Regions from separate parts of the Homo sapiens genome. Here region 2 is linked to region 1. Evidence: chromatin contacts called from ENCODE Hi-C or POLR2A ChIA-PET data. All regions are on one chromosome and are shown on one strand. Each heading gives the region's core, a stretch centred on a gene start or an enhancer-like site at or near the end of the contact. The rest is flanking DNA. Distances are from core to core; before and after follow the strand shown.

What was found. A loop is a pair of places that touch in the nucleus more often than their neighbours do. ChIA-PET counts read pairs that join two places held with the same protein, here RNA polymerase II (POLR2A). Pooled maps may share reads with other maps.
Region 2: a loop to region 1 is called in a pooled map, with 2.8 times the contacts of the local background. The contact joins the enhancer-like site here to the promoter of RUVBL1-AS1 in region 1. A Hi-C loop is called at or near these places in 25 of 168 maps with a recorded cell type or tissue (A673, B cell, CD14-positive monocyte and 19 more), 15 of 37 single-sample maps with no recorded cell type and 31 of 50 pooled maps. POLR2A ChIA-PET finds 5 or more read pairs at or near these places in 14 of 52 experiments (A549, CD4-positive, alpha-beta T cell, CD8-positive, alpha-beta T cell and 10 more).

What each region holds. Positions count from the first base shown.
Region 1 is chr3:128,070,206-128,077,288 of GRCh38, forward strand. RUVBL1-AS1 (RUVBL1 antisense RNA 1) reads left to right here and starts at 5,605. Exons shown (of 2, transcript NR_046645.1): 1 at 5,605-5,874. It overlaps SEC61A1 (SEC61 translocon subunit alpha 1), which reads left to right. Exons shown (of 12, transcript NM_013336.4): 12 at 1-1,478. It also overlaps a transcript of RUVBL1 not described here and the pseudogene RNU2-37P. RefSeq lists silencers at 5,262-5,311, 5,322-5,761.
Region 2 is chr3:128,107,817-128,114,760 of GRCh38, forward strand. It overlaps RUVBL1 (RuvB like AAA ATPase 1), which reads right to left. Exons shown (of 11, transcript NM_003707.3): 3 at 5,072-5,204. Among named protein-coding and RNA genes, the nearest start is that of RUVBL1, 13 kb to the right of the region's middle. Within about 2 kb of position 5,020, at least 10 of the 41 ENCODE cell types and tissues checked have a DNase peak (open chromatin) inside an H3K27ac peak, as active enhancers do; they include A673, B cell, CD4-positive, alpha-beta T cell and 3 more, where a contact is called at or near this core.

The DNA.
Region 1 (7,083 bases), core at 4,355-6,854:
TTAAAAGTGATTTTTTTAAGGACAGAACTTCTTCCAAAAGAGAGGGATGGCTTTCCCAGAAGACACTCCTGGCCATCTGTGGATTTGTCTGTGCACCTATTGGCTCTTCTAGCTGACTCTTCTGGTTGGGCTTAGAGTCTGCCTGTTTCTGCTAGCTCCGTGTTTAGTCCACTTGGGTCATCAGCTCTGCCAAGCTGAGCCTGGCCAAGCTAGGTGGACAGACCCTTGCAGTGATGTCCGTTTGTCCAGATTCTGCCAGTCATCACTGGACACGTCTCCTCGCAGCTGCCCTAGCAAGGGGAGACATTGTGGTAGCTATCAGACATGGACAGAAACTGACTTAGTGCTCACAAGCCCCTACACCTTCTGGGCTGAAGATCACCCAGCTGTGTTCAGAATTTTCTTACTGTGCTTAGGACTGCACGCAAGTGAGCAGACACCACCGACTTCCTTTCTGCGTCACCAGTGTCGTCAGCAGAGAGAGGACAGCACAGGCTCAAGGTTGGTAGTGAAGTCAGGTTCGGGGTGCATGGGCTGTGGTGGTGTTGATCAGTTGCTCCAGTGTTTGAAATAAGAAGACTCATGTTTATGTCTGGAATAAGTTCTGTTTGTGCTGACAGGTGGCCTAGGTCCTGGAGATGAGCACCCTCTCTCTGGCCTTTAGGGAGTCCCCTCTTAGGACAGGCACTGCCCAGCAGCAAGGGCAGCAGAGTTGGGTGCTAAGATCCTGAGGAGCTCGAGGTTTCGAGCTGGCTTTAGACATTGGTGGGACCAAGGATGTTTTGCAGGATGCCCTGATCCTAAGAAGGGGGCCTGGGGGTGCGTGCAGCCTGTCGGGGAGACCCCACTCTGACAGTGGGCACACGGCAGCCTGCAAAGCACAGGGCCACCGCCACAGCCCGGCAGAGGGGCACACTCTGGAGACCTTGCTGGCAGTGCTAGCCAGGAAACAGAGTGACCAAGGGACAAGAAGGGACTTGCCTAAAGCCACCCAGCAACTCAGCAGCAGAACCAAGATGGGCCCCAGGCTCCTCCATATGGCCCAGGGCTTACCACCCTATCACACGTGGCCTTGTCTAGACCCAGTCCTGAGCAGGGGAGAGGCTCTTGAGACCTGATGCCCTCCTACCCACATGGTTCTCCCACTGCCCTGTCTGCTCTGCTGCTACAGAGGGGCAGGGCCTCCCCCAGCCCACGCTTAGGAATGCTTGGCCTCTGGCAGGCAGGCAGCTGTACCCAAGCTGGTGGGCAGGGGGCTGGAAGGCACCAGGCCTCAGGAGGAGCCCCATAGTCCCGCCTGCAGCCTGTAACCATCGGCTGGGCCCTGCAAGGCCCACACTCACGCCCTGTGGGTGATGGTCACGGTGGGTGGGTGGGGGCTGACCCCAGCTTCCAGGGGACTGTCACTGTGGACGCCAAAATGGCATAACTGAGATAAGGTGAATAAGTGACAAATAAAGCCAGTTTTTTACAAGGTACTTGATCATGTTCTCTTGATTTTAAATTAGATTTTATTCCCAAAAAGGCCAGTGAGGCGCAAAGCTTGGTTGCAGCTTTGTGTGTGTCAAAGGCTTGGTTGGGGCACTCAGGCATTTTGCCTGGAAAAGTTCCCTTCTGATGGTCATGTCAACCTGGTGCTCACATTTGTGATAAAGTGATATGGGTGCTGGGCCACATGTGGAGCTGCTGCAGGGCTCTGCCCGTGAGGCAGAGTGCACTGGCTGTCCCGTGAGAATGCAGAGGCCTCCGCTGAGCCAGGGCGCCTGCCACCCCGTGGAAGAGTGGGAACCTTCTAGCAGGAGCCTAGGGCCCCATAACTCGAAGCCCTTTGAGCCTCAGCTCCAGTACCCAGCTGGTGATTGGAGAAGTCTTAACTTGGTTGTGAGGCTGGCCTCAGACCCGACCTGTAGCCAAGCCAGAAGGACCCAGTGTTGTGTGGGTGGGAGTGGCAGGCTTGTGGCTGCTCCCTTAGAACGTGTCTAGAAGTCTTTCTGTTTCTACACCAAGCCCCCAGTGGTAGGCCACATTTCCACTCTCCCCAGTCCTGGACAGGGCCTCACCCCAAACCTGCCGCCGTCCCCACCACCTGGGCCTGGTGCTTCCTCAGGAACTTGAGGGGCAGGTGGGTGGGCAACCCCAGGGCAGGCCTGACCAGGGCTGTGGGAGGTCGTTACTCCTTAGCTGGGCTCCAGCCTCAGTATTTCCTTGTAGTCTTAGACCTTGTCTTGGAAACTGATTTCCAAGGGGAGTTGGGTCAGAGCAGGATGGTTCCTCTGAGACCACCTGATGGACAGGTGTGGGCCTGGCCTTGCAGAAGCCACACCTCAGCACTGTGTTTTGAGACTGCTAGGACACATGTGCAGCCAGGTCTGCCCCGCGCTCCCTCTGCACCTGCTGGCCTCAGGGCTCAGGGAGGCCCTGGACAGGAGCACAGCACGTGGCCTCAGGCTCCAGACCAGCCAGGCGCTGTGAATTGCTGAGGCAGGCAGGGTGCTTGCCAGTATAAATATGTTAGAAAACCTGCTGCCCCAGGGAAGCAGTAGGCCATCTCTCGTGCCTCAGGTATTCGTTTGCACCTGTGGCCGTGGCCCCTCTTGCCTGAGAGCAAACGGAGCCCACATTCCAGCAGCCACGCACGCTTCAAGATGGCAGGCCCTGGTGTCTCTCCACCTGGCTCCTCCCCATGCACAGGGAACTAATGCACAGTGATGGGGGGGTAAGGCTTACTCTGCTTTTTCCCTTGGGGCAGGCACTGTCCCAGCCACTTCCTACATGTGCTCTCACTTCACCCCACTAGAGGCCCAGGAGGAAACAAGTCCGTCCATTTTACAGGTGAAGAAACTGAGGCCCAGGGAAATAGAGTGTGGCCAAAAGTCACTTAGCTCCCGAGCCAGGACAAAAAGCCTAAGGCTCACTTCCTACTCCAAGTCCCTGTCTGGCTGCTGGTCCTGCCTGCAGGTACTTCTGCTAGGGACGTAGCTGGGGCAAGGAATGAGGAGTCTAGGGAAACAGGCCCCACCCCCGGAGCTTCCCCTTGCTGCCCTTGGCTCAGGGGCAGCACCCGCTTCAACTGGCACTCCGCTCCATCCATGGTGCTGCTTTACCACTGCCTCCCTGGACCTGCTGATGCCCTACCCCATACCCCGCCCCCAGCCTGCTCCTGCTGAAGCCAGGCCAGCATGAAGTCCTCAGGAAGGCTGGGATGAGCCTCCCATCTCATTTCTGAGGGGTCTGAGCCCCATGGCCTGGGGAAGAGCAACGGATTCCTGATGAGGGCCAGGGGATGGGCATGTGGCACTGTCCGAGAGTCAGCAAAAGCCCCAACCTGAGCTTCAGCACCTACCAATGCCTGGTTCTGGAGAGCCAGGTGTGCCCCTAAGTGGTAGTGCCCACCTCACTCCCCTGCCCCAATCCCTTCTAGGGCCACATTACCCACTCCTTTCCACTCAGCAAACATTATTGAGCCTCATGGGGAAATGGAACAGAAGGTGCCTCTCCTCTTAAAAGCTCATGCCCCAGCAGTAAGGGTTCTGCAGTGTCTGTCAAACCTGTGGGCCTTGTTCCCTCTGCTGTCTGCCTGACAAGCTCCTGTTCATCCTTCAAAGCACAGCTCAATAAGGCTAGAAACATCTAAATGCCCATCGGAGGGGGCTGAATAAATTACAGCAGCTCCTCCCTGTGGAAAGGAACTAGGAGGACATTCTTTATATGTTGAGTTAGAAGAATCTCCAAGATATGCTGTCAAGGAAGAATACAGAAAGCAAGAAACAATAGCGTATGCTACCATTTGTGTTTAAAAGGGGGGTAGGAAGTGACTAATAGACTACATCAGGAAAAGGTGTAGCAATTTCCCATAAAACTAGACATACACTTACCCTACACCCAGCTATTCTACTCCTGGGTATTGAAACCCAAGATGAAAATATATGCCTATACAAAGACTTGTACAAGAATGTTCATAATAGCTGAAAAATAGGGAACAGCCTAGGTGGCCATCAACAGGCAAATGGATACATGTGGTGGATCCACAGGGTGGCATTTTACCCAGCAATAAAAAATAAACTATCCATACACACAACATTCAGGAGCTCAAAAGCTAAGTGAAAGAAACAAGTCATGTTGTATGATGCCATTTACATGAAATTCTAGAGCAGGAAAACCTAATCTATTGCAAAAAAAAAAAAAATTCTAACAGTGGTTGCCTCTAGTGTGTTAGAGATTGGCACAAGGAACTTTCTGGGCAATAGTAATATCCTTCACTGGGATTTGGGTTTCATTAGTCAGAACTCATGGAGTGCTCCACTTAGGATTTGTACATTTCACTGTATTTTTAACGTTTAAAAATAACCATAAGCAGCCGGGCACAGTGGCTCATGCCTGTAATTCTGGCACTGTGGGAGGCCAAAGCAGGTGGATCACCTGAGGTCAGGAGTTCAAGACCAGCCTGACCAACATGGAGAAACCCCATCTCTACTAAAAACACAAAATTAGCTGGGTGTGGTGGCATGCGCTTATAATCCCAGCTACTTGGGAGGCTGAGGCAGGAGAATCACTTGAACCCGGGAGGCGGTGGTTGCAGTAAGCTGAGATGGCGCCATTGCATTCCAGCCTGGGCAACAGGAGCGAAACTCCGTCTCAAAAAAAAAAAAAAAAAAAAAAACTTAAAAAACCATAATCAAGTACTGAACTCTAGATAATTATACACATGCTTAACTATTTACAGAGGTTGTTGTATCTGCAACTCACTTTGAAATGCACAGAAGACTGACAAGACTGACTGGCAGGCAGACAGGGGGATGGGCAGTGCAGTGCCTAGATGACAGGGATATGGGGGCTCACCTGCAATCCTTTTTTTTTATTCCCCCAAAGGGGGTGCACTATTCCTGGAGGTACTGCAATACCAGGTGGATGCATGGAGTGGAAAGAGCAAGGTCCTATTCCATCTCCCTGCTCCAAAAATCCATTTAACATACTGTCCTCAGATAGCAGATATTAAAGTGATAAGAACACTACACTTGATCTTAGCCAAAGGCTGAGAGGCGATTGCCTGTAATTCTTGCAGTTTTCCATGTGATATGTTTCATAATGAGTGTTGGGAAGGTCCTGTGAGTGTGTGCTGCCTCACCCAGGTCCTGGCCATCTCTAGAGGAACACACCGGTGTAAGGCAGGCGCTTCCGGAAAGGGAACAGGAGGCAGGGGGCAGGTGTCGAGGTAGGTTTTCACGGTACACGCCTTTGGCAATTTTGCATCAAAAAACTAAGTGTATGCACATTTTTTTTAATTGAAAGCCCAACTCAGCCTTCCCCCACTGCTCCTTCCCCGCATGCACGGGGGGACACACGCCTTCCTCCCTGCCTGCCGGGACTTCAACCTCGCTTGCTGGGAAGTCGCGCACTTTCGTCGCGACTTCCCAAGTCGTGCTGGGTGTGACTTGGAATCTCGGATCCCTGGGCTAGGCCTGGCCACGCCCCCATGGGGGGAGGGGCAGCGCGGCGGGGGCGGAGCCTGGGCCCGAAACGCCACGGGCGCGACTCTGTGCGCGTCCGCCCACACGGGGGCGCTGTGTCCTCGCAAGCTCCCGCGGGGTGCCTCGCGGCCCTGGAACGCTGTGGTTTTCGAGGGGAAAAGTGAGAGTGGCTGGTCCTGCCTCCGCTGCCGCTTGGCCCTGAGATCCCCACTGCCCACGGGATAGGCCCCAGTCCACCCAGCCGGGGCCCCCCCCTTCCCCTCGTCTCGCTCTCCTTGGCAGTTCGGACTTCGGGTCAGTCCCACACTCGCGCCCGGCTGTCCCTGCTGCGCTCCTGTCACTGGCATTGGGAAGCCCTCCGGCCCCCTCTCTGCACACCTGGCACACGGCTCCTCCCTGGCGGCATGTGGGTATTTGGGTTGGGCGAGCCTCTCCCTCCCGATTCCCGAGTTCCGAGTGGGTCCCGGCGGACCAGCGCTATTCTGGAGGGGCAGTGCCTCAGAGGCAGGTCGCTTCGAGTGGGGATTTGTGCGCTCTGGCGCGGAGGAGGGGGGTGGGAAGCCGGCTCTTGCCCTCCTCACCCGGTGGGGAGCGAGCAGGGCCAACGGTGCGCTGAGAGCGCTCAGGGCGTCCCCAACAGCATGACCCGACCCAGGGACGAAGCTCTGGGGGACGGGACCACTTGCGATGACAGCTAAAGGAGCACAGGGGGGCGGCCGGCATGGAGAGGCGGGGCCGGCATTCCTGCGGGCCTGCCGGGAGGGTGGGGAACCTGGGATTTAGCCATGGGACCTGTGGAAGGGTTTTGGGTCGGGGTCCTGACCGTCTAGTCTGGGTTCTCAAAGATGGTTGGGACAGTGGGCAGGCTTGCAAAGACCGAAGAGGCTGGTGGACCTGGTGGCTGAGGCCTAGGCCAGGCAGGGATCGCGGTGGGGAGGTCACAGTAGGTGTGGTCCCTCCTCCCCCCACCCCTCAGGCCTAAGTCACTCAGGCCCTTGTGTCACGGTGGCACCGGGACCTCCACCCACTACATACACACGCGCGCGCGCAGCCCCGTGAAAACCTGCGCCGTGTGCCCCAGACCTGCAGCCCGCATCCCGCCGTGTCCCCCGTTCCCTGCATGCGGCTCCAGTGTAAGTGCAGCGTGCCGTGTGCGGCGTCCCAGCCCGCACCCCGCACCCCACCATGTCCCTCTGGGTGCGGGGTCCGCATGCCCGCGCCCTCCCCGCAGCTGCCGGCGTCCCCATTAATCACGCGGCGCTGACGGCGCTGATCTGCGTGCTGGCGGCGTGACGGTGACGGTGACGGCGGGTGACGGAGCGGGCAATCGGCAGGCGCCCATCGGCCCATCTTATCGCGGCGGCCCAGCCGCCGCCCGCTGCGCGCCGCCCATTGATCGCGCCGGGCCCCTGCCCGGGGGTCAGCGCGGGCCGGGCCGGCCTGACAGCCGCATCCGTCGCCGAGACGCGCGCTGATGGCCGCCCAGCCCGCACGGCCTGGCCATTAATCACCGTGCCTGCCGCCAAGTGACGGGAGGGGCGGCAGGGCAGCAGGGGACGACAGGCAGCCCCCGTGGCCGGCCCACCCCTTCACAGTTCCGGGGCCCTGCTGCGTG
Region 2 (6,944 bases), core at 3,770-6,269, 37 kb after region 1:
TGATTTTTTAAAATCAAACCTTTTATATCCCACAGCGATAAATTCCTTCAAATGGAATGCTTACTTATATTTACTGCTAGATGAATGTGGCATGAAATTCCTCAAGGAGGGGAAGAAAGACATTCCCGTCTCTCACTAGCCCCCACATTTGTTTAGAAGTTGCTCTGTGCTGACAAGCTGGCAGGGGACGTGGGTGACGGACAATGAAACCGGCTGTTAGCCAGGAAAGGGGCTGAGCTGGCGCTATCTCTGGCAACGACAACACAAATGACACAGGTTTCATCTGCTGGCTCAGGTTTCTATATCCCTGACAGGGACCTTCATCACATCAAGGAAATAGCACAGACTCCCTGCTTTTTATTTCTGGTCGGCTTATTGCTTCCTCCCCACCCCCTCTCCCAACTTCACAGAATTCAAAGGCAGAGGAAGATGGGCAGGGTTCCTTTTTGAAGATAGTCAATGGCCTGCCTTTTTATTCTCTGGTAGGATCAAGAAATTTTCTTTTCACCTCGCTGCCATCAAAAGAATGGTACTACTGTCCCCTCCCCTCAAAAATGGCAAATTACAAAACAGATGCCAAGGAACTTATCTCTATTTTTCTGAATTTTAAAGCATTCAAGTTACCTTTAAGCAATGCAAACACATACATCCATGTGAAAGCCAGTTTTCACAGATTTTATCAATATCAGAAAAACATTTTTTAAGTAAATAGAACATTTAAAAAAAATACTCAGGGACCAGACACGGTGGTTCACGCCTGTAATCCCAGGACTTTGGCAGGCCAAGGTAGGTAGATCATTTCAGCCCAGGAAACAGATTGCAGTGAGCCAAGATCATGCCACGTACTCCAGCATGGGCGACAGTGTGACACCTTGTCTCAATTAAAAAAAAAAAAAGTACTCAGACATTTGAACTAGTTGTAACATCTTACTGTTCATCTCATCTTTATTATGAGTTAAATAAAACCATGGGCACATGTTTAAAAAAAAAATACTCAGAAGATTTTAAACCTTAAAGGAGTCCTGCGAGTCATTTCCACTGCTATTCCAAATACAACGTAAAAATCCACAAAGTACACTGCATGTAATCACATGGGCTGAACCTTACAGATATAGACGCTGAGCTAAAGAAGCAAGACACAAGGAACACATAAAGTATGATTTAGATAAACTTTAAAAAGGGCAAAATTAAGCCCCATGGTTTAAAGATACACACATGGGGTGTACAAGGTTATGATGATCACATAAACCATTCCCACACAATTATGGCACATTGTGGGTCCCACCTAGGAGAGGAAGGGGTTGTGACCAGGGAGGGACACATGTCTGAGGTGCTGGCCGTGCTCTGTTCCTTCGGTGGTGACGGTATAAGCCTTTACTTCATAATTAATTAATGTTTTACATCCTTCTCTATAAGTTTGTAATACCTCTGTTTAAAACTGGCACTGGGATGGGTGTAGTGGCTCACTCCTATAATCTCAGCACTCTGTGGGGCCAAGGCAAAAGGATTACTTGAGGCCAGGAGTTCGAGACCACCTGGGCAACATAGTGAGACCCCATCTCTACAAAAACAATTTTTTTTTTGAGATGGTGTCTCACTCTGTAGCCCAAGCTGGAATGCAGTGGCGCAATGTCACCTCACTACAACCACCAACTCCTGGGCTCAAGCGATTCTCATGTCTCAGCCTCCCGATTTTGTTTTTGAGACAGGGTCTCACTGTTGCCTGTGTTGAAGTGCAGTGGTGTGATTTCAGCTCACTGCAGCCTCGACTTACTCAGGTGATCCTCCCACCCCAGCCTTCCGAGTAGCTGGGACTACAGGCACACGTCACCACACCCAGCTAATTTTTGTATTTTTTGTAGAGACACAGTTTCACCATGTTCCCCAGGCTGGTCTCGAACTCCTGGGCTCAAACAATCTGCCTGCCTTTGCCTCCTAAAGTGCTGAGATTACAGGCACCACCATGAGCCATCAGGCCTGGCCTCTCTGTAAATTTTTTTTTTTTTTTTTTTTTTTTTTGAGACAGAGTCTCTCTGTTACCCAGGCTGAAGTGCAATGGCATAATCGCCACTCACTGTAACCTCCACCTCCCGGGTTCAAGCAATTCTCCTGCCTCAGCCTCCCAAGTAGCTGGGATTACAGGCGTATGCCACCATGCCCCGCTAATTTTTTGTATTTTTAGTAGAGACGGGGTTTCACCATGTTGGCCAGCCTGGTCTCGAACTCCTGACCTCAGGTGATCCACCGGCCTCGGCCTCCCAAAGTGCTGGGATTACAGGCATGAGCCACCGCACTCGGCCTACATACAGTTTTTAAAAAATTAGCTGGGTGTGGTGATGCACACCTGCAGTCCTAGCTACTTGGGAGGCTGGGGCAGGAGGATCTCTTGAGCCCAAGGAGTTGAGCCTGCAGCGAGCTATTGTTACACCACTGCACTTTAGCCTGGACAACAGAGTAAGACCCTGTCTCTAAAAAAAATTTAAAAAGAGAAAAATGTTTTAAAAATAGATAACTTAAATAAAATAGGCACCAAACCCAGGCATGATGGTGTGCACCTATAGCCCCAGCTACTTGGGAGGCTGAGGTGGAAGAATCACTTGAGCCCAGGAGTTAAAGGCCAGCCTGGGCAACAGAGTGAGACCATGGCACTAAAACAAAATAAAATAATTAAAATAAGCACCAAAAAATCCAATATTTCATGGTAAAAATAATATATTTCCAGTCAGAAATACTTTGCAGTTTTAAAAATATTCAAATCGTGGCACTGAGGAAGTGTTAAAATTATAAAATAAAAATAAATATATTCCAAGTAACACAAAATTTAGCCTCTGGACACAGTTCATAATCTCTCTGGTTTAGAAAAACAGTCACAAACTTCAATGCTTATGGGGACCTGGTCAGAAGTACCCGCTCAGCTCCGCCTGCTGTGGGAAGGAAAGCTGCTTCAAGGAGGCAGAAATGAGCACTTTATGACACTTCCCTATTGCTAAATATTGACAACTAGCTCCAAATTTATAAAAAATACTTCATAAACCAAACAACATATGTCTATAGCCCAGACATATTTTTTAGCTAAAGACTTCTGTTTTCATATTTTTTAGCTAAAGACTTCTGGGATTACAGGCATGAGCCAGGCACGGTGGCTCATGCCTGTAACCCCAGCACTCTGGGAGGCCGAGGCAGGTGAATCATGAGGTCAGGAAATCAAGACCATCCTGGCCAACATGGTGAAACCCCATCTCTACTAAAAATACAAAAATTAGCTGGGTGTGGTGATGCATGCCTGTAATTCCAGCTATTCAGGAGGCTGAGGCACGAGAATCGCTTGAACCCAGGAGGCTGAGGTTGCAGTGAGCTGAGATCACGCCACTGCACTCCAGCCTGGCGACAGAGACTCTCTCTCAAAAAAAAAAAAAAAAAGGCTTCTGTTTTCTAACTGCTTCAAAGTCTACCCACTTCTCTCACTCACTCAGAAGAACTTTCCTGAGCACCCACTATGTGCCAGGAACTGTGTCTACAAAGATAAGCACTGACCACTGTATCCCCAGGAGACGCTGAGTAAACACCCAACCTGCTCCCTCCCATTCTTCCCCATCTCCAAAAATGGCCAAACCTGGGAATTTTCCTCGACTCCTCTCTTTCTTTCAGCCCCACATCTAACCCTTTAGGAAATCCTGTCAGCGCTACCATGCAAACACACCCAGAATCCAACCACTTTGCACTTCCACTGCCACCACCCTGGTCCAAGCCACTATTTTGTCCTGCTCAGACTCCTCTCTGCCCTCACCCTCCTTACTATCCACTCCCAACCCAGCCGGAGGGGTCTGGTAAAAGCAAAACCAGAGCCCAGGGATACCAGCACTTTCTAACTGCTTCTCCTTTTGTTCAATGTAAAATCAAAAGCTTTAACCATGGCCCTACCTGATCTTACTCCGAAACTGAACTTTTTCATCAGTCTTTTAAGTTTCATCATTTCCTTGAAGTTTTCTGGTAAATTTCCTTCTTAAGAATACTTACTTTGGTTTGACAATGAAAGAGCCTGGAAACTGGTACAGGCACTCTGACTAGTGTTCATAACCCACGACTCAGCAGGCAAATCCTAGAAACATACTCGCACATGTGCACAAAGACACATAAAAGGATATTCCTAGTAGCCTTGTTTTTAAGAGTAAAAGCTGAGAATAAATCTAAATGTTCAAAAAACAGAAATGGCTTAATAACTGGACTTTTATGTAACAGTTAAAAGAAATAAGCTATTTCTATAAGCAGATCTGAGGGAAACTAGGACTTGCCCAGTGCTGTGCCAGCAGAAATGGGGCCAAAAAACTGCCCCAGAAGTCCTAGCTAGCAAAAAGCAAAAATTCGAAAGAGAAGCCATTTTCTTCTCACAGCCAATCTTCACAGCAACGGCTCTAGAAATGAGAAAGATGTCGGATCAAACTACTTCTGCCACTTACTAACTGGGTCCCTAGCAAGTTATTTAACCTTCTGAGACTGCTTCTTCAAATGCGAAATGTAGATTGATAATCTCCCCTCAGAGGAGGGAAGGCCTGGCTCATCACAGGCACTCACTATGATAGCCTGAGGCCCTAAGGGTTAGGCGCCATAAGCCTCTAAGCTCTGCCAGTCCCCACTCCTCAGTCTCCTCACTCTATGACAGGCCACAACTCTTCTGGCTCGCCATCCAGGACCAGGGGCATTCTGGCCACATGGCACACAAAGATTCTGGCTTGAGTCCAAAACCTTTTCAGTGGATAGTCATCTCTAATGGCAAAATAAGACTTCCAGGAAAATATGACTCATTAAAAAAACACTTTTAGACACATCTATTTATTGCATGAAGAAGCGCAGGCTCACAGCTAGGGTCCATAGTTGCTCCAATTGCTAACGCACTTCAATGAGAAAAACTGGGGTTTTGTTTTATTTGAAAAATAATGCACTACTAAGTGCCAAAAGAAAAACAGCAGTGCCACGAATACCAGTCATAAAGGCATCTTCACCACAAAGAGGCTTCGGTGCACAGGCTTCAGGAAGTGAGACCAACTCCTCCCACAAATGTGACACTACTTACCAATGGCCCTGCGGAAGTTCTCCATCAGCACCTCTGTCTTCTTGATCTCAGTTGAGTAAACTTCACTCCCCACCATTGGGCAGAAGGGGACCTTACTACCCAGCTCCTGAGCAATAGCCAGAGCCAGAGCTGTCTACAAAAGAAAGCAACGGAAACACAGTTCACAGTCCTGAAAACATGACAGTTCAGAAACACATGCTACAGAACCACCAGGAACTAGGAACAGCTGAACATCTAGTCCTACCATTTAGCATGTTTCACACAATAAATGTTTGATGACTTTTGTGGACAGTCAATTTAAATCATAAATGGCATCTCTTATCTTCCCTATAATTACAAGTTATCATTCACTCAGACTTACCCAGTGCAGGCCCAACTCCAAATGCCTCACATGATCCTCACAACCAGCCTATGAAATAGACACTAGTATTCTCCCCATTTTACACATGAGAAACTGAGAGACATTAAGTAATGCAACGTAAGTACCATAATCTAGAAAATGGCAGCGCAGATTTAATCTCTGGCAGCAGGACTCCAAAGATCATGTTATCATAATTAGAAGAGTCTACTCTTCAGTATCCACAGGGATACCAAAATCCATGGATGTTCAAGTCCTGGTATAAAATGGCAGGGTATTTGCATATAACCTATGCACATCCTCCTGTTACTTTAAATCATCTCTAGATTACATACAATACCTAATATAAATGCTATGTAAATAGTTATTATATTGTATTTTTAAGTATGTATTATTTTTGTTATTGTATTTTTATTTTTTATTGTTTTTTTCCTGAGTATTTTTGATTTGTGGTTGGCAGAATCCACATACGTGGAACCCACAGATAGGAAGGGCCAACTTTACAGTCATCCAAAATTGTTCTCTCAATATCAATATATGGCTCTGACCTAATTGCTCCGAATACACCACTGGATCTTTGAGATACCTGCTTTCTCTTTTTACAAATACAGGAAAACACCAATCTACAACCCATCAGAAATAATGAAGGAATGAATGAATGGATTGTTCATTTTATGTTATGTAGCCCACAAAGAGTGAAGAAGGATACCTCAAGTAGGATTTTGAAGCTATGAGTTGGTCTTAACAAGTTACACTTAAACACGCCCTGTGGTAAACTACAAATTGATTTTTGACAAGATAATTACAGCTGGCAAATGCTAAACAGAACCAGACTTCACAGGTGTACGGTCAAATGTCAAGTATGGCAAGCAAATGCTTTAAAGTTGGTACAGAACTGGGCAATGCCATGGCCTCTAAATGCCATTTTCATCTTTCCTCAACTCTGAAACAGGAGCACGAGTAAGGCCAGCTCCCCAGGTATATGGGCTAAGACTGAAAACAAGCTTGTTACTGAAGAACAAAGTGAAACTGAGACGGTGTCTTAAAATTAACAGTCAAGGTTCCTCTCAGATTTTCTTTTCTATGCCCTTTTGGTGATAGTTTTGAGGTAGTAAAATCTGGTAGAGAATCAGTGTATAGCACAGTATAAAATGCACTAGCCAGGAACAGAAAGATTAGTGCTGGTTCTGCCACTAATTTTCAGTGTGACCTTGGGCACTCAGCAAATCTCAGGTGCCCGATTTCCTCATCTGTCAAATGAAAGTACTAAAGTGCCATGCTAGATCACAAGTGGCAAACTCGTTGCTCACAGCCTGGTTCTGTTTGGCCTGCAGTCTCATGGTGACCTTCAGCAAGGCCGAGCACCTGGGGCTCAAGGCAGACACGCCACAGTGCACCCAGCCACTTCCCTCATCCCCGTTGCCTGCCTCATTAGGCATCTGCACTTGTGAGCTCAAGGCTGACACCTTGAAAACTGGTATTCTTCTAAGAGCAAAGGAAAAAAATCTCTGGAAC